2 separate regions of the Mus musculus genome follow, and region 2 is linked to region 1. A link is a loop called in an ENCODE intact Hi-C map of the cell type or tissue named here. Cell type or tissue: left cerebral cortex. All regions are shown on one strand. Each heading gives the region's core, and the rest is flanking DNA. Links, peaks and the distances in the headings are about the cores only. Region 1 overlaps Pik3r5 (phosphoinositide-3-kinase regulatory subunit 5). Region 2 holds the start of Myh10 (myosin, heavy polypeptide 10, non-muscle).

What was found. Peaks named below come from ENCODE experiments on the same cell type or tissue, not always from the same donor. Only the 100,000 strongest peaks of a DNase experiment are listed, where the experiment ranks them.
Region 2: a loop joins it to region 1, with 2.3 times the contacts of the local background. A loop is called at or near these places in 1 of 42 quality-filtered maps.

What each region holds. Positions count from the first base shown.
Region 1 is chr11:68,481,879-68,490,213 of GRCm38, forward strand. It overlaps Pik3r5 (phosphoinositide-3-kinase regulatory subunit 5), which reads left to right. Exons shown (of 19, transcript NM_177320.2): 6 at 4,673-4,742. Among named protein-coding and RNA genes, the nearest start is that of Pik3r6, 17 kb to the right of the region's middle. In left cerebral cortex, for the core only: CTCF peaks have their summits at 3,572 (motif pointing right) and 4,408; DNase peaks (open chromatin) are centred at 3,568 and 4,432.
Region 2 is chr11:68,687,481-68,695,815 of GRCm38, forward strand. Myh10 (myosin, heavy polypeptide 10, non-muscle) reads left to right here and starts at 4,435. Exons shown (of 41, transcript NM_175260.2): 1 at 4,435-4,702. In left cerebral cortex, for the core only: CTCF peaks have their summits at 4,021 and 4,631; DNase peaks (open chromatin) are centred at 3,019, 4,037, 4,384, 5,266 and 4 more places; H3K4me3 peaks cover 3,883 bases; H3K27ac peaks cover 3,253 bases.

The sequences.
Region 1 (8,335 bases), core at 290-8,289:
AACTAGGAAACCATGACCTCTCCTGGCGGCGGAGAATCACTTCCAAATAGCTCAAAGTCTCCCACAGCTCTATACTGAGCCTGTATTGAAGTTAGAGTCCATTCATTACTAAGCAGTAGCAAGGTAGAGCTGGCTTCAAGAAAGGCAGAGAAGTATCTAGGCATGGTGGTGCATGCCTTTGACCCCAGTGCTTGGGAAGCTGAGGCAGGTGGATCTCTTTAAACTCAAGGCCAGCCTGGTCAACACATTGAGTTCCAGGATAACCAGAGCTGCATTGTGAGACCCTGTCTCAAAAAAAAAAAAAAAAAAAAAAAAAAAAAAAAAAAAAAGCAGAAGAAATGGATGTAAATTTCTCACATAAGCTAGAATAAAATTCAAACTGAGGGCATGAGGTGCAAACTGACAAGATTAGGTAGAAACTAAAAGACATTAGAGGCAAACTGAGCTGGCATCATTCAGACACTTCTAATGGGGCCAGAGCTTTGGGCATGACTTTTTCTATGGAACAACAACAGCAACAACACAAAAGCTTGTGACTTTCCTCACTCCGTAGGTAGGTAATTTCACAGAAGATACGCTCTAGTCCTCAGCAAGTAGTGGGTTAAAGTTACCCTCTTCTACGTGACCAGCAGGTAGGCTTATTGGAGAGCATCTTAGTGGGGTTTTTGGTGGGACTTACTTCTGCATGACCCCCTTCCATCTGTAGTGAGCCTGGCCAAGAGAAGCTGTAGGAGAAGGCTGGAACAGAGGCCAGGGAACTTGAGCCATTGAAGGAGAACCAAAGAGCTCTGTGGTTCCTTTAGCTTCATGCCAGGCCATTGATTCCAAATCCTGGGTCAGAGTCTGACACTCATTGGCTGGGAGGCCCTTTGATAGGACACGGAGCGTACATAAGCCTCAGTTTCCCCATCTGAACAATAGGAGCACAGTGTAGCCTCTCTCTGTCTGTCTGTCTTTGTCTCTCTGTCTCTCTGTCTGTTTCTCTGTCTCTCTGTCTCTCCCTCTGTCTCTGTCTGTCTGTCTCTGTCTCTGTCTCTCTGTCTCTGTCTCTGTCTGTCTCTGTCTCTGTCTGTCTCTCTGTCTGTCTCTCTCTCTGTCTCTGTCTCTCTGTCTCTCTCTGTCTGTCTGTCTGTCTCTCTCTGTCTCTGTCTCTCTGTCTCTCTCTGTCTCTGTCTCTCTGTCTCTGTCTCTCTGTCTATCTGTCTCTCTCTCTCTGTCTCTCTCTGTCTCTCTCTCTCTGTCTCTCTGTCTGTCTGTTTGTCTCTCTCTCTGGGCCGTCTGGGAAGACAGGTGCTGATTCTATCGATTTCGATCTTGCAGGGGGCAGTAAGCACTGGGATGCTGATACTTTCAGAGATAGGTCCTGTCAAGTCAAAAAGATGACAAGGGACCTGGGGATCTGGGCCTCCCCCAGTAAAGTTTCAGAGACTCCGTTGCTATGAAAACAAGAGCTGGTAGTCTCCTTAAGTATGGAGGAAGTGGGCTGGTTATCAAAGTAGGGCCTTCCCTTTTTTCCTGACTCCACCCCCAGTGGCATCAACAACACCCCCTCCCCGAGAACAGCCCTTTGAGCTGCAGACCATGTGTTTATCGAATGTTGATTCTGTGCTCACATGGTGATACAGAATATCATACTTGCCTGCTAAGGACTGCTCTGCAATCCTGGTCGGTGGCACGGGCACTTTACATGTGAGGCATTCGGCAATTTTGAAAGCACACAAACCTCAAGGCTGTGTCTCAGCAGGCCACACGCAGTTCTACAGGGGGAGGAAATGATACAACACCCCCAACAGATGCATAAGTGAGAAATCTACTTCCCCTGTCCAAACAATACGGTCAAGTGTGGGAGAAGGGACATGGACTTTGTGTGACAAGGACCTCGGTTTTGGCACGTACTAGCTAGTGACCTTAGACAGGTTTCTCCATCAAAGCAGGACTTCTGCTGATAATAATGGTGCAGGTGTCATTATTGTGTGCTCACAATAAGGCAAGTGTGGGTCCCATGCTGCCTCAGAACAGCTCTTGGCGTAGTAACGAGCGTGCTCATTGTTTAGATAATGAAACCGGAGTTAGATGGAAAACCCACATCTACTTAATTCCAAAAGTCATGGTGAAGTCCTCTTCCATTTACTTGATGCCTTATTCCTACCAAGACAGGTGACCCCTATACTTGGGAGACCCCAATGTACTTCTTTGGAGGAACTTTCCCGTATAGGAAAAGTCTGATTCCTGTGTCAGTCGGTTCTAGTATGTTCCCAGGTCAGGCCCTAGCCCGTCGACAAACTTCATAAATCCCATAACCTCACAATAAGCAGTGGAGGCCATCACCAAGAGAGGTCAAAGGACACTGAGGGTTGTCCTCAGATTAGCTGTTTGATCAAATGGTTGTGTCTCTGCTTGGAATTGGGGGCGTCTTGACTGTTCAGACAAGCCATTAGCTCAAATCACAGCTTCCTCTGGGTCAGTGTGTGTCAGGTTGTCCTCCCGAATATTCCCCCTCCTGCTGCTTTCAAGTTAAGCAGACAAGTACAAGAGAGAACGACGGAAGCAGCCCCCACACTAAACTGTACCACAGCCCAAGATGAGGGGATGGCAATATCCCTACATGGAGACATAAGGAAAACACGACAGAGGGTAGTCCTCATTGTGAATGCCACAGAAGAGTAACTACAGGGACTGCAGTTGCCAACACTCTCCCAGAGTCAAAAGACACCTTATACAGCCAAGTGGCAAAAAGCTGGGCAGTTGGGCTTGGGGCCAGGACAAAAGATTGCAGCAGAATGCAGGGGGCTGGGTAGTCCGTAGCCTAGCATTTTGGAGAATTTACATGCAGGGACAGAGACTTCATGGCTTGGTGTGTGGCTGGCTGGCTGTCCATCCTAGATCAACAAAGGCCACAGGGAGCAGCCCCCACTCTAACTGCACCACATTGGGGGTGTGTAATTAGGGGCGAAGAACCCCTGGGGAGTGGGCTGCTGATTTTAAAAGCACTGAAGGAGCTGTTGCTCAGTGAGTAAAGCACTTACCATCTAAGTATGAAGACCTGAGCTCTGATTCCCAACACCAGGTAACTCTGGGCGGGAGTGACAGCCTGCCTGAAATCCCAGTGCTTGGAAAGCCAAACCCAGGGTGTGTCAAGGCAAGCTGCCTGGCGAGTCTAGCAGAACCAGCAAGCTCTGAGTTCAAGTGAGAGATCCTGGTTCCCTTTATAAGGTGGAGAACAATTGAGAAAGATAACATGTGCCAACCTCTGGCCCCCACATACACTGAATGCACATTCATACATACATATGGGGCCATAGACCTTCAGACAAGCATATACACATACATGTGCAAAATTAAGTAGAACTGGAGAAAATAGCTAGAGATTCAAGGCCTGGGATTCTACCCAGCAAAGCACACACACACACACACACACACACACACACACACACACACACACACACACGCAAATAAAGTCAAGAGAAGATTTGCTTATCTATGTTGCTTGCACGGGTGTGGTACAGGCAGAGGGTGTGGTGGGATTGAGTTTATCTTTGCAATGTATGTGAATGGCCACTAGATGGCATCCCAACTCCTAAGAGTAACAGCTACTATTTTAAGGATGCTATTAGCAAAGAAGACCTAACATTAGCGTCTGTGGCAATTATAGAAAGCCAACATCACACAAAAGGCCAACAATTAAACCAATTATGTCCCAAGTTAGAGGAACATGAATTGGTAATTTCCTGTCGTTTACCAAACAAAATTCATGGCCTTTGTGTTTACAGCTTTCTTGGTTTTCCTGCATCCACGGGGAATTCCCTCCAGCCACCCCAGCTCAGTCCCAGCCAGGGATGCCATGTGCCCAGAAGGGACTTCCTTGCGCCTATTTCTGAACATTGTTTCCTTTCGGTGTGTTTAAAGTCACAGGGGAGGAAGGGAGACAGGCTGGGGACTGTCAGAGAAAACAGGCACTAGGCAAGACTTAGGTCGCTAAGGTGAGAAGCCAGACAGAGAAGTGGAGAGTGGAACAGGGTGCTGCCTGGCCAACTGAGGCTGAGCATGGAGATTGATGGGTGCCTGGCACACACCCCTCCCCCACTGCAGGGAGACACCAGGCGTTAGTGACACTATGATCTAGGAACTAGTTGGCAGCCTCCTGGGCCTGCATTCTCCCTCTCATGAAGTTCTGTCTACCAGGAAGGCCAAGCTGGTGCATCGGAGGTGGGCCAGGGACTAAGCTATGAGCAGCCACAGAGTTGTCTCCTCTAGCTGTCTCTTCAGGGGGGACTGAGGACCAGGGTAAATGACCTGTCTGCCCAAGGCCAGGTGGGAAAACCCAGAATAGGACATGGGGGATCGAACAACACATCCCTTTGTCTCCTGCTGCCTGTTCCCAATCTAGGGACAGGACCTGGACAAAATGGTCAAGAAAAGACAGAGGGCAGCAGAGAGGCTCAGGATGGCTTTGAGGTGAAGATCGAAGTGTTACGGGTGAAGTGACCATTCCACAGAAGCAAAGCACTTAGCCAAGGGCCAAATAGCAACTGTCTTCCCAATGTTTGTCTGGAGCCTCCTGGGGCACTCCCAGCTTGATGGTTCAGAACCTGGCTTGTAAGAGGCCAGGGATGACATTGCCTGGGCCCTAAACCGACCTACCCTCTCCTCTTTGTTGTTTGTTGGTCCACAGGAATCTCCTACCAGCGGCTGGTGAGGGCTGAGCAGGGCCTGCCCGTCAGGAGCCACCGAAGTTCCACTGTGTGAGTGTTCTTGGGGGAGGGAGAAACAGGGGAAGGAGCTTCCACCCTTTCCCACCCCCTGCCTCCTGCACTCACCTAAAACCACACATTCTAGTCACCGACCAACGGGGAACCCCGGGAGCTGAGGCTGCTGCTGCTGCTGTGGTGTTTAGTGCCTGAATAACTCTTTCTAATCTTCCCTCAGATTCATGTTTTAATTTTTAATAAAGTGTTTTGTATGCATGTATATCTGTTCCCACAGAGGTTGGAAGAAGACATCAGAGGTCCTGGGACTGGAGTTGTAGATGGTTGTGAGCTGCCATGTGGGTGCTGGGAATCAAACCTGGGTCTTCTGGAAGAACAGCCAGTGCTCTTAACCACTGAGCCAGCTCAGCTCTCCAGTCCCATTCATCTCTCTCCAACCCCCTTCCTTCAGATTCTCAAATGGGTCGTCCAGCACACATGACTTTGTTTATATGTGAATTTCAGGTGGAGAAACTGGAGATGAGAGAGACAAAGTATGAGCATGAGCACACAGTTAGCAAGTGTCTGTCTGAGTCAGGATTTGAACCTTAGGCTTACTCAAGGACCCCTACCCTTTCCATGGTGTCTTTCTCCTGTTGCTAAAACAAAAGCTTTCTACGTTCTTTTTGATCTGGACTTATACTAAAAATATGCTTTAATGGGCATGGTGGCACACACCTGCAATTCTCACATGGAAGGCAGAAGATTGTGAGTTAAAGGCCAGTCTGAACTACATAGTAAAACCCTATTTTTTTTTAATTATTTGACAGTGTGGCATAGGTGTGGGGGCAGAGTTTCATGATAAAACCAACCCTATCACATATAATGAGTTCTGTACCGTCCTTACTTATTTGCCTATTCACTTAGTTATTACCCTAACAAAGACCAGCCTTGAACTCTTGTTCCCCTGCCTCCGTGTGTCAAGTGCTGGGATGGCAAACAAGAACCAGCCACTGTGTCTGAGTCCTGGGCTGTAGTGTGTATCTGTGTGTGTGTGTGTGTGTGTGTGTGTGTGTGTGTGTGTGTGATTGTTTAAAGAACTTTAGAGTGACAGGGTCTTACACCATAGCTCAGGCTAGCCCAAAGCTTACTGTGTAGCCCCATCCGGCTTGCATTTTGTGTGATTTCCCCTGCCTTAGTCTGCTGAGCGCTGAGGTTCCCGACATGAGTCCACACCCCTAGCCTTTTCCAGTCTGCAGCTGGAAAATCCCTAGAGAAGGGACCCACGGGGAGGACTGCCGGTCGTCTGAGTCTGAGTTGTCAGAAACCAGGGAGCCAAGACCTCATACACACACTCATGCCCATCACACCATTGAGCACCCGCTGCCTAGGTGCTTGAAACACTTCTAAGTTAAAAACGAGTCAACAAAAAAGCCTGTGGTGAAGGCTAAGAAACAGAAAAGACTTAGAAAGTTTAGGCAGTCAGTCCCCTTACCTTTCGTGGATACGGTCCAAGATACACAGTAGGCACCTATGGCTATGGATAGCATCAAACCCTCTCTACATGCCAAGAAATTTCACTTCAAAGAACTTTCGGTGTCTCCTTGGCATAGCCAAACAGGCCAGCGTGTGCCTTGATTAAATCATTGACCACAAACACTGTAGTGCCTGGATGGTTCATCTGGTCATTAGGTCACAGACAGGCCATGTATAGGGTGATGTACCAGTGAACGGACCTGTATTGCCTAAGGCTTAAGAGTTATGAAATATTTATTTCTGGGATTTTTTATTTTATATATTTGGAGCTCGCAGGCCACTGAGGCCTTGGATAAGGAGGGCTATGTGCAATAGTTTAGTAAAGTCAACAAGGGCTTTCCAGAGAGCTGAAGAGGTGAGTCACTGAACAACCGGCAGTGCCTTTTCATTGTGTACTGCAGCTCAGAGCATTATTCTCTTATCAAATTAAAATGTTTGGTCTTATTCTAAATATAGGGGTGTTTTGCCTGCATGTCTGTCTGTGCCGTGTTTGTGTTGCTGGTGCCTGCAGAGGTCAGAAGAGGGCGTCTGATCCCCTAGGACTGGGGCTGCAGATGGTTAGTGAGCCACCATATGAGCAGTCAGTGCTCATAACCACTGAACCATCTCTCTAGCCCCTCAGCACTATTCCAAGCATACACACACACACACACACGTATATGCATATATATATATATATATATGTATGTATGTATACACACACAGGTATATGCATATATATATGTATATACACACACGCAAATGCATATATATATATATATGTATACACACACACATATGGATTTATTTAAGCCCCATATTAACCCTGTGAGAGAGGGCTTTCTCCAATAAGGATACCGAAGAACCAAGATAAGAAGAATGCTCTCATCTTCATTGTGTACAGCAGAGAGATCAAGGTGGACAGGCCAAGGGCTCAGTTAGCCTTGTCTTGCATACGGTGTGGATCAGCACAGATCCATGGAAGGAATGACCAAGACTCTGCAGGGGCCCAGCCAGGCACCGTTCAAGATCCTGCCTCCTTTTAATTCTGAATAGGGAAATTAAAAAAATAATAGTAATTTAAAAACTCAGTCTCTCTGACAGATAGGGACAGCCCTGTCCTTGTGCTCTGAAGGCAGACCTGCAGAGCCTGGCAGGAACTCTACCTGCTCGACAATGCCTATTTGCCCTGAGGTCTGATGTGGGACTGTGAGAGTGAGGGAGGTTCTGACTGTTTCTGCTACAGCCTCCTGGGTCCTGAATCCCACAGAGTGGGGGTTAGCACAGAGAAGCGAGAGAGAAAGCTGCTTGTTGTCAACTGCCTCACACAGCTCTGGCTCCACTGATTCTCTTAGTATTTGAATGTGTTTGAAAGTCTCCATAACAAAGACATTTGAACCCTGACACCACAAGGGTCCCAGGTGGCCCAGCCCACACTGTCCCAGCCCCAGACTGGAGTGGAGGATAAGGGCCTGACTTGGGGCAGATGTCAGTCCCTCAGGCCACAGTAAATGACAACCCATGACAGGCTGCTCTCTCTCCCCTGAAAAATGATCAGTGAGCTTCAAGTTACCTTGGTGAACAGTGGTCCTTCTGTGAGTAACTCGTATCCATTCAGACTTCTCATGGGAATAAGTGATTATGTAAAAGTCAAGGCAGCCTCAGTAGACTAAGGGCAGAGAACTGTGGGCCACACTGGAATACGAAGAGTGACCCTGTCTTAACATAAAACTTCAGGAGAAATCCACGGTGAAAAGTCAGGCTCACACTTTTGTTGTTGTTTGTTTTGAGGAAGACTCTCTTACATTCCTAGCTGGCCTAGAAACTTCTATGAAACAAGGATTGCATTGAACTTCTAACTCTCTTGCCTCCCCCTCCCAAATGCTAGGATGATAGACGTGCATTCTCATACCAGGTTTATGTAGGGATCAAACCCAGAGCTTGTGCACTAACTGAGCTATACCCCCAGCTCCTTAAGATCAGTTAAAAAAAAACATTTCTTTTATTTTTAATTATTTATATGTGTAGGTGGGGGTGGAGGAGTTAGGTATGGGTTTGTGCAGAAGCCTGCAAGGGCCAGAGGTGGCTGACTTACAGGTAGTTGTGAACCACCATGTGGATGCTGAGAACTCAGG
Region 2 (8,335 bases), core at 65-8,064, 210 kb after region 1:
AAAAAAAAAAAAGAGTTTTAGATCTTCCGAGTGGGGCAGGGGGAAAGTGCACACAAAATCCACACATAATTTCAGAACCCTTAGAATCCTGTAGGTTTCCCTGTTTGTATTCAAGATTAAAAAACAAAAAACAAACTTCTATTACAGTTGCTTATCAATTTTTTTCTCCTGTATTTCCCACTGGATTGTAGGGACTATGTCTGTGAAACCACTGTTGTCTCTTCAGTACTTGGCACAGGCGGTAGGCACAAAAGATAGTCCGTAAGCATTTGTCATGGGTGTAGCTTGCAATATTAAGGCCAACGACTATCAAGTCTGCCTTTTCTTTCTGATCTATTTTCTTAGTGGTGGAACTTGACCCAGGGTCTCATACATTCCAAGCACACTCTGAACTCTACTCCCATGCCCAGGCTGGCCTCAAACTCACAGAGATCTGCCTGTCTTTGTCTGTGTGTCTTATAGACTCCTCCTCCCCAGCCCAAACTGTCTATTACTTCACTGCTATCACAGAGTCAACTCAATTCAAAAATACCTTTCTCATGTCCCTAGGATGATCTGGCCTGGATCCCCTGCTCTTCCCCAGCAAGTAACCAAGGGCCTGGAAACTGAGAAGCTTAGATTGATGAGGGCTGAGATGATGCAGCTCAGCGGAAGAGCACTCATTTAACAGAGTCAAGGCTCTCAGTTTGATCTCAACACTGAAAAAGAAAAACAAAACAAGTAAACAGTACAGTCACAACCAGACAGGAGAAAGTTAGGACAGGAGTAAGACGGCGGGGAGGGTGGTGGCCAGGGCATCCCAAGAAATATGTGCATTGTCTAAAAATCAGTGATAATCAAGAAACCAATCTGGTTTCTGATTTCCAGATCTCCCCATTTTTTAAAAAGAATTATTTGTTTATTTTATACAAGTACACTGTAGCTGTCTTCAACCACACCAGAGGAGGGCATCCGATTCCATTGCAGATGGTTGTGAGCCACCATGTGGTTGCTGGGAATTGAACTCAGGACCTCTGGAAGAGCAGTCAGTGCTCCAGCCCCCAGATCTTCCCATTTTAAAAGAAATTCTGGAAGTCTAGGTTTTTATGTGCTAGCTTTTTTTTTTTAATAGCTTTATTGAGATATGTTTACATACTTATATAATTCAGAGTATACAATTTAATGGGTTGGGTTGGGAAGGGGGAGGAATGTTTTTTTAGTACGTTTACCAGGTTGTACAACCAGTACCATAAGTCAGTTTAGAGCCTTTTTATTACCCAATTAGATCTCTTATGTTCGTTTGTTGGTGAATCCTGGGTTGTCTCTTCTTCAGGACTCCAGATGTCACCCCAGGCAAGTGCCATATTACTCTCTCTCTCTCTCTAGCTTTGCCTTTTATGGGCATTTCATACAGATGGGATGGTTCAGGTATGTGCTATTGTGTCTGGGTTTTTTCAAGTGAGCGTAAGGTTTTCAAGGTTCCTCCATGTTGCATGCATCTACCACTTATTTGTATCCATATCTTCTGACTATTATAAATGATGCGGTGTGAACATTTCTGTGTACTTTTTTTTTTGTATGCACATAGGATCTCCCCAAAACCCTGACTTTTAAAAAAGATACCCAAGGCTATAATTGTGAGATTGTATGGTAAATTTATATTTAACCTCTTCTTTTTTTATTATTATTATGGACTAAAGCACACAACACGTTTAACTTTTAAAGAAAAGGCTTATTTTCCAACGTGGCTGTAGTGTCTTACATTCCTGTCTTACTGCAAAGTTCCTGTTTCCCCGGGTCCTCACTGGGTCTTCCGTGGCTCTTACTCTTTCATTGGCACCAAGTGGGTGTAAAGTGAGATCTCATTGTGCTTTCAATTCACAGTTCCCTAATGACTACCAATATTGGGTAGTTCTTAATTTTCAAATGTTGGAATTCATTTCCTCCCCCCCCCCCTCAAAAAAGCTGCCTGTCAGTCTTGCACACACAAAACAAAACAAGCTCACATGCTCAACTGCCCTGAGGGAAGGAGTTTGGACTTCTGACCCAGTCCCTGCCAAACAATGGACTGTGAACTTTTGCTTTTAGAAGTAGAAACAGCCTACGTCACCAGCTAATATTACTACAGACAAAGACAAGGGTTTCCTTTCCTTCTTCATAGTGAACTTGTACAATAGAAAAAAAGCAGTTTTCTACCTATTAATCCATGATGTCACTATTTTTATACAGTAACTCACCCAGTCAACATATTCATTCAATAAGTGAATCCTTCCAGGATACAGCTATAGCTTCCTTTTAGAGAGGAGATAATTTGTCAAATATTAATATACAGTATATAGAGTTTGTAGGTATAGTGGCAGAGCTGCATTCAGAGCCTGATTCTAAACCCTATGTTCCCTTTGTTCTGGTGAGGGCTAGAATTGGAGAAGCCTGTGGGGGCATGGATGGCGGGAGACTGGGGGTTGGGGTGGGGCTACGTGTGAAGATGAGGGAGAAGAAGGAAGCAAAGAGGCAGATCAAGGGAACTTAGGAAGAACTCTTAAGTGGCGGGCTGAAGCATGGGTGGGCAGGAGAGAGACTTGGAGCCTGTTACTCTTTTAATTCTCCTCCCATCCAGGCAGACATGTATGGACATTTTACTCTGCAGATCCTGTTTGATCCCAGAAGAAAAGTGGGACCAGGCCCGATGGGTACTTGGATGGGAGATAACTGGCGGATGAAAACCTGGAAGAGACCCCAGAGCTAGAAATGCGCTTGGGGACAGTTTGCTATTGAGTTCTCATCAAGACAAATGTCCGTGTGAGTTTTAGTTCTGGTGAACTTCTTGTTCTCTCTCTCTAATGGTCCCCTGAGTTTGTTGTAAAATTATGAGGTTTCAAATTATGAGAAACCACGGATCTGATGGCTTATTTGAGCCGTTTGTATGGATGCTCTGAGCATGGAATATAGCATTTAGAAATGACTTCATTGGGTAACAAAGCTTAGAGTCATGCCTTTGAGATGGCTGAGTCTTTTCTAAATCCGGAAACGTTTATAAGAGGGCTATCATTGACACGTTATACTAACTTATACTTCCTCGGTAGACTTCACAAGGATAGAACTCTTCATGTAGTGCCAAAGTCACAAGACACCTGGAAGGGGGCAGCCACCCTAGTGGGCATGTGGGGTTGGAGACCAGATGCACCTGGACAAAGGACAAAGAATTCTCACTTCCCCCGGAAGGGCTCTGCATTCAGCTGCCTTGGAGATTTCTCTGAATTCCACCAACCCTTTCTTATCACTTCCTGCCTTGTTTTCATTTTTTTTCTCACTTTAAAAAAAAAAATCAGTCTAGAAGTTTCTCAGGCATTTACAAAGTATCCATTAAAACACACACATATATACAATACTAAATACATAAAATCCTGAGGCAGTTTTAAAATAAAGTATTTTATATTTATCTTTTTATAAGAACAATAATCCATTTGGCTCTTGTGATTTTTTTACTTTATTATATTTATACATGTATAATTAAGAGTTGACTAGATTCTGCAGACATTTCATTACATTTTTTTTTTAACTTCAATTTTCCAGTTTCCTTATTTTGGAAGCCCACTCCCACCTGAGGTCCATGAACCTTTCTAAGGCACTTGAACCACTGGTTCTTTAGCCCTAGGGGCTATGACAACAGCACAGGAATCCTGCAAGCCCTACCCAGTTCCTCTTCCATAGAGAGCTGGAATGAATGAGTGAGTGAACAAATGAAGTCGCTCTCTGGTCTTCTCTGCCAGGCCCGTTTGCTTCTCGTATTTTTGGAATCTCAGCCCTGCCTAAGAGGCAGAGCAAGCAAACATCCAACTGCGGCGGGTCACGAGAGGAAGGAAGCATCAGTAAGGGGGGACTCCGGCCGCCACAGGGTTGCAGCCCGGTCAGGACAGAGCTTTAGCGCCCAGCCCGAGAGGCTCCCCTCCCCCACTGCAGGTGAGCCGCAAGCAGCGGCTCCCACCCACTGAAGCTCCAGGGTGACGTCAGGCCTCAGGACCGCGCTCCGGCCCCGCCCCTGCAGGCAGCTCCGGGAGCTGGCGATTCCTCGGCGAAAGCCGGTCCCGCTGAGGGACCCAGTGGCTGCGGCAAGCCTACGGGCCGCAGAACGCTCGAGTGGGTTGCAGCGGCGGCCCGACGCAATAGAGAGACGTGACCAGTGGGAGCTGGTGACTTGTGCTGCGGTACACCTGCCCCACTGTCCACCCAGCCCTGACTAGCGCAGCGCGCACACCCCAACAAGATCGGCGATCTCTGCCTCGCGGGATCGCCAGGCTCCTAGTTTCAGCTGTCCATCTCCCTCCAGAGTCAGCCAATCACCCGCCACTGCCCCGGCCGCACCTCCCGGAGTCTCTGACAGGCGTGAGTAGCAGCCTATGAGATTGGGAGTCTGTGGGTCTAGGTCGGGAGCGGGAGCCAATGAGCATCATTCCAGGTGGGTGGAGGGAGCGGGACTTGGGAAGGTAGCTTCGTTCGGGTTGCTAACGTCTTTCCTGGGAGATGGGCGCGCAAACCGACCAGTGGGTCTGGGGGCGGCAGTGATGGGCGTGGAGATGGCCCAATGAGGGTGGGAGTGGGTGGGGCAGGCGCGAGCAGCAGTGCTAAAGGAGCCCGGCGGAGGCAGCGGTGGGTTTGGAATTGAGACGCTGGATCTGTGGTCGCTGCTGGGGACGTGTGCCGGCGCCACCATCTTCGGCTGAAGGTGAGACGAGCAGTTGCCCGGGTCCGAGTGCGGCGTTCCGGGAGTGGGGACGGTTGAGGGAACAGGAGGGGAGGAACCGGGGCTGGGGAACTGGGCGAGCCTGGAGCACAGAGACGGAGCCCAGGCGGGAGCTGGGAAAGGGAGACTGGGCAGTGGAGAGCGGAGCTTGTGGAGATGACGAGACCCCAGTGTATGGAGATGAAGAGACCCCTGGAGGGGTGGGAAATGGGGTCCTTGAGAATGAGACCTCTTCATGGATCAGGGCCAGGTCATACGTGAGGACGACTCTTGAAAGGGATGAGAATGGAGATCTGGGGATGGGGATGTAGGGACCAACTCCTGGTTGCATTGGATCCCTGGAAGCGTGGGGTTGGGAGGTGAGTGCCCTAATAAGAGGCCGGAGGCGCCCGGCGTGTCTATCTCCTTTTAGGAGAGGACTGAGTCCTGGGATGTGATCTTGGTGCTGGGGGCCCAGGAAGGAAAGGGGACCCTGGGTGGGTTGCACCGTGGGTTAGGTGGAGTTAGATTTCCCCGGGTGCGACTGAAAGGTTCTCCGAAGACTCAGAAGGCGGACCCTGGATCTGTGCGGTTTAGGGACCAGTGGCCTGAAACTGCATGGTCTTGGGAGCATGCGACGGATGAGAGGCTCCAGAGCTGGTCTCGGGAAGGAGGGCTGGAGCTAGACCTCATGCCACGCTCGCTGGGGACCGTGGTGGACCGGGAGGTGGACACCGGGCGAGGCCTGGGCCGTTGGGGAGAACGAGGCGGGAAATGTGGCCCGGGCGCGTTGTAGCGGAGCGGCCGGGGGGAGGGTCAGCCGTCGCCTCTGGATCGCTTTATTGTGTAAGTGATCTGGTAATGGCTCGCCGCAGAATCTCTCCCTAGCCTTCTGTAGTTAGGGTGTCATACTCTGATCCTATAAAATCGAAGTGGATTTGGGTCGGAGGGAAGTTGAAGCTGTGGAGTCCTTGGCGTTGGCGGGGCTTTGTGGGCCTTTGGTGGGCGGATGCGGCCCAGGGACCCGAGAGGCCCCCAGTCAGGCCTCTCTGGGAACTGGGGCCTTAGGAGGTGGCCAGTCGGTGCGTCTGACCTGAACTGGTGAGGTTTGGGTAACGGGGTCTCTGCCTACGACCGTTATCTCTTGTTTCTTGGGGCCTCTGCAGCTCTCTTCAAGATCACTGCGGTGGATGGAAGGGGGTGGGGTAGATTGGGGTGGGGTAAGGGAAAAGCAGGCGGAGTAGATCCAGACTGCGGATGGAACAAAGACTGCTGTTTTTGCTGAATAAAATAATACTAAATATAATACTTTAGCTATGCTAAGATTTTGATTTTATTTTTTTCAAACATTGAAACTAAGGATGGTTTGGGTGAGGTTTAATTATTCCTGATAGTATCTGACTCTGGAAAACTTTATAATCTATTCATTGTTCCATCTCCTATATTAATCTGCCTCAATTAACTATTCTTGTAGCCCCGTGCATTTGATGTTTAAGTATGCCCTGTCTGTCTCCGGTTTTGGAAAAGTGGCCATTTTATGTATCTCTTTACTTCTGCATCTTAAATTCCGTTCTTCCCGTCCTTATCGGCAGAAAGCATATGGTGCAATTGTGTGATATACCACACGCTTTTGCGGCAAAAGGAGGTGACCTGTGAGTGCTGGGCTATGTATTGGGGCTCCGTAGGGAAATCATGACAATGAAGAGACTGGATAGAGAGGGAGATGGAGGAGAATTTGAAGGGCACGTTGTAGGGTGAAAGACTCTCCCCTTCAGCGTTTGATGTACATTGTTATCACACATGAGAAATTAAATCCCTGCTTTGAGATCCAAGTTTTGGAAGTATTTTACTAATGGAAGCTAGTGCAGGGCTTCATAGCAATCTTGCTTTTTGCATTAGTGATTGTTTGGTTAAGTAGAATTTTGATAAATGGAGAGATGTGTGCAGTCCTGTAATGCCAGTGGCCTCGGTGGTAGATAGCAATTTCACAGACTGGGGCAGTTCTCATTTAGTTCATCCGTTTTGGAAGCATCCTCTAAGATGGATAATTTGTCACTATTTCGTTTGCTTTTCTATATTCGTTGGTCATAAAATTGAATTGTTTTCATCTGCCCACACCTACCTTGGGTGTTGGGAGGCAGCTGAGAATTTTGCTAGGGGGCATTTCATTGGAAGTAAAAAATGACCTGGGTGGATGTCCCAGGGGTGGTCCTCTACAGCCTATGTAAGGGATGGGAACTTTAGCTCTATAGGAGGCAAATTCATATAGACACTGATTAATGATTTAATTATGACTAGTTATTTCGGTGGCACCAGCACTTCCAGACCTTCTGCATGTCTGTCTATTACAGACATTCCTTCCCCCCCCCCCCACTTCTTTCTTAAATGTAGGCATTCTCCTTCAAAGTATAAAGTCTTTGCCAGACTGTACTAATGTGCCCATTGACTAAACCTATAATCTTTAACTCGTTATTGATAGACAGGCTATTTAAATTTGATAGCATGGTATGGATACTACCTGTCCTCTGAAATTTCTTCCCTTACCAGTCCACTTTTGTTGTTTTAGCTTGGTCTCTGGGCTTAGGAGGACCACCTCTGCTACTTGTGACCTCTGCTGTGTGACCTTGGGCAAGTTATTTGTCTATTTTCAGAATTCTTCATTTGTAAAACAGAGTTATTAATGGAAGCTATCTTGTGCCCCTCTTGTGCAGATTAAGACCTTGATATACATGCATATATATAGAACAGTTTCTGGATGTAATTAGGGATGTATAACAAGATTATTTGTTTTAAAAAAAACTGTGGTATTACCCTTTCAGCAAGGCAAAATATTTGCAAGTGGTACATGTTAAATACCATTGTAAAATCAGATCTAATACCAAATGTGCAGTGGAGTGAAAAAATACAATGTACTTGGCAAACAAGCAGAGAAACTAAGGAAAACATCTTTACTGACCTTATGAACTCTATGAATTAAGCAGCTCCAGGAGCACAACCTACCTGCTAAGTAAGCCTTGTGGTGCCCTGCTAGGTAGGTCGAGGAGTTGGCCAGAAGGGCGGGCAGCAAGGAGAGTTAGGAGAAGGAAGGATTGAATTGCCAGACTGACCTGGAAAGAAGGCGTGAAAGGGTAGCATTTGGGTCAGGAGGGAAGGCTTTTGGTTGTGGGAAGTTGAAGTGAATTATAAAGATGGGGGCCATTTATATCAGGTAGGTCTGGATTCTTTGCCCTGTACCAGGGACCAGGCTAACTGACCAACACCACACAGCGAGGAACAGGTAACTGTCCCCATAGGGTTTAGTGCAAAAATGTGGATGTATTAAAAATACAAATAATTTGTAATCTACTACTCAACTCTTAGACCCAAAGAATTGACTCCATTTAAAAAATAGATGAAGTTGGGCATGGGGGCACACAGCTGCCATCTTAGAATTTGGGAGGTGGAAATAGAAACTTTAGGAGTTCAAAACCAGCCTCACCTACACACTGACTTCTAAGGCAGCTGCCTGGGACTCAAAAGCCAAAAAGGTGTGTGTGTATTATCTTTCTCCCACAAAACTAGGAACATGTGGTAATTATGAAATTTCATAATTGATGAGGTTTTTTCCACGTTAATAGTATTTCAGCATAGTAAACA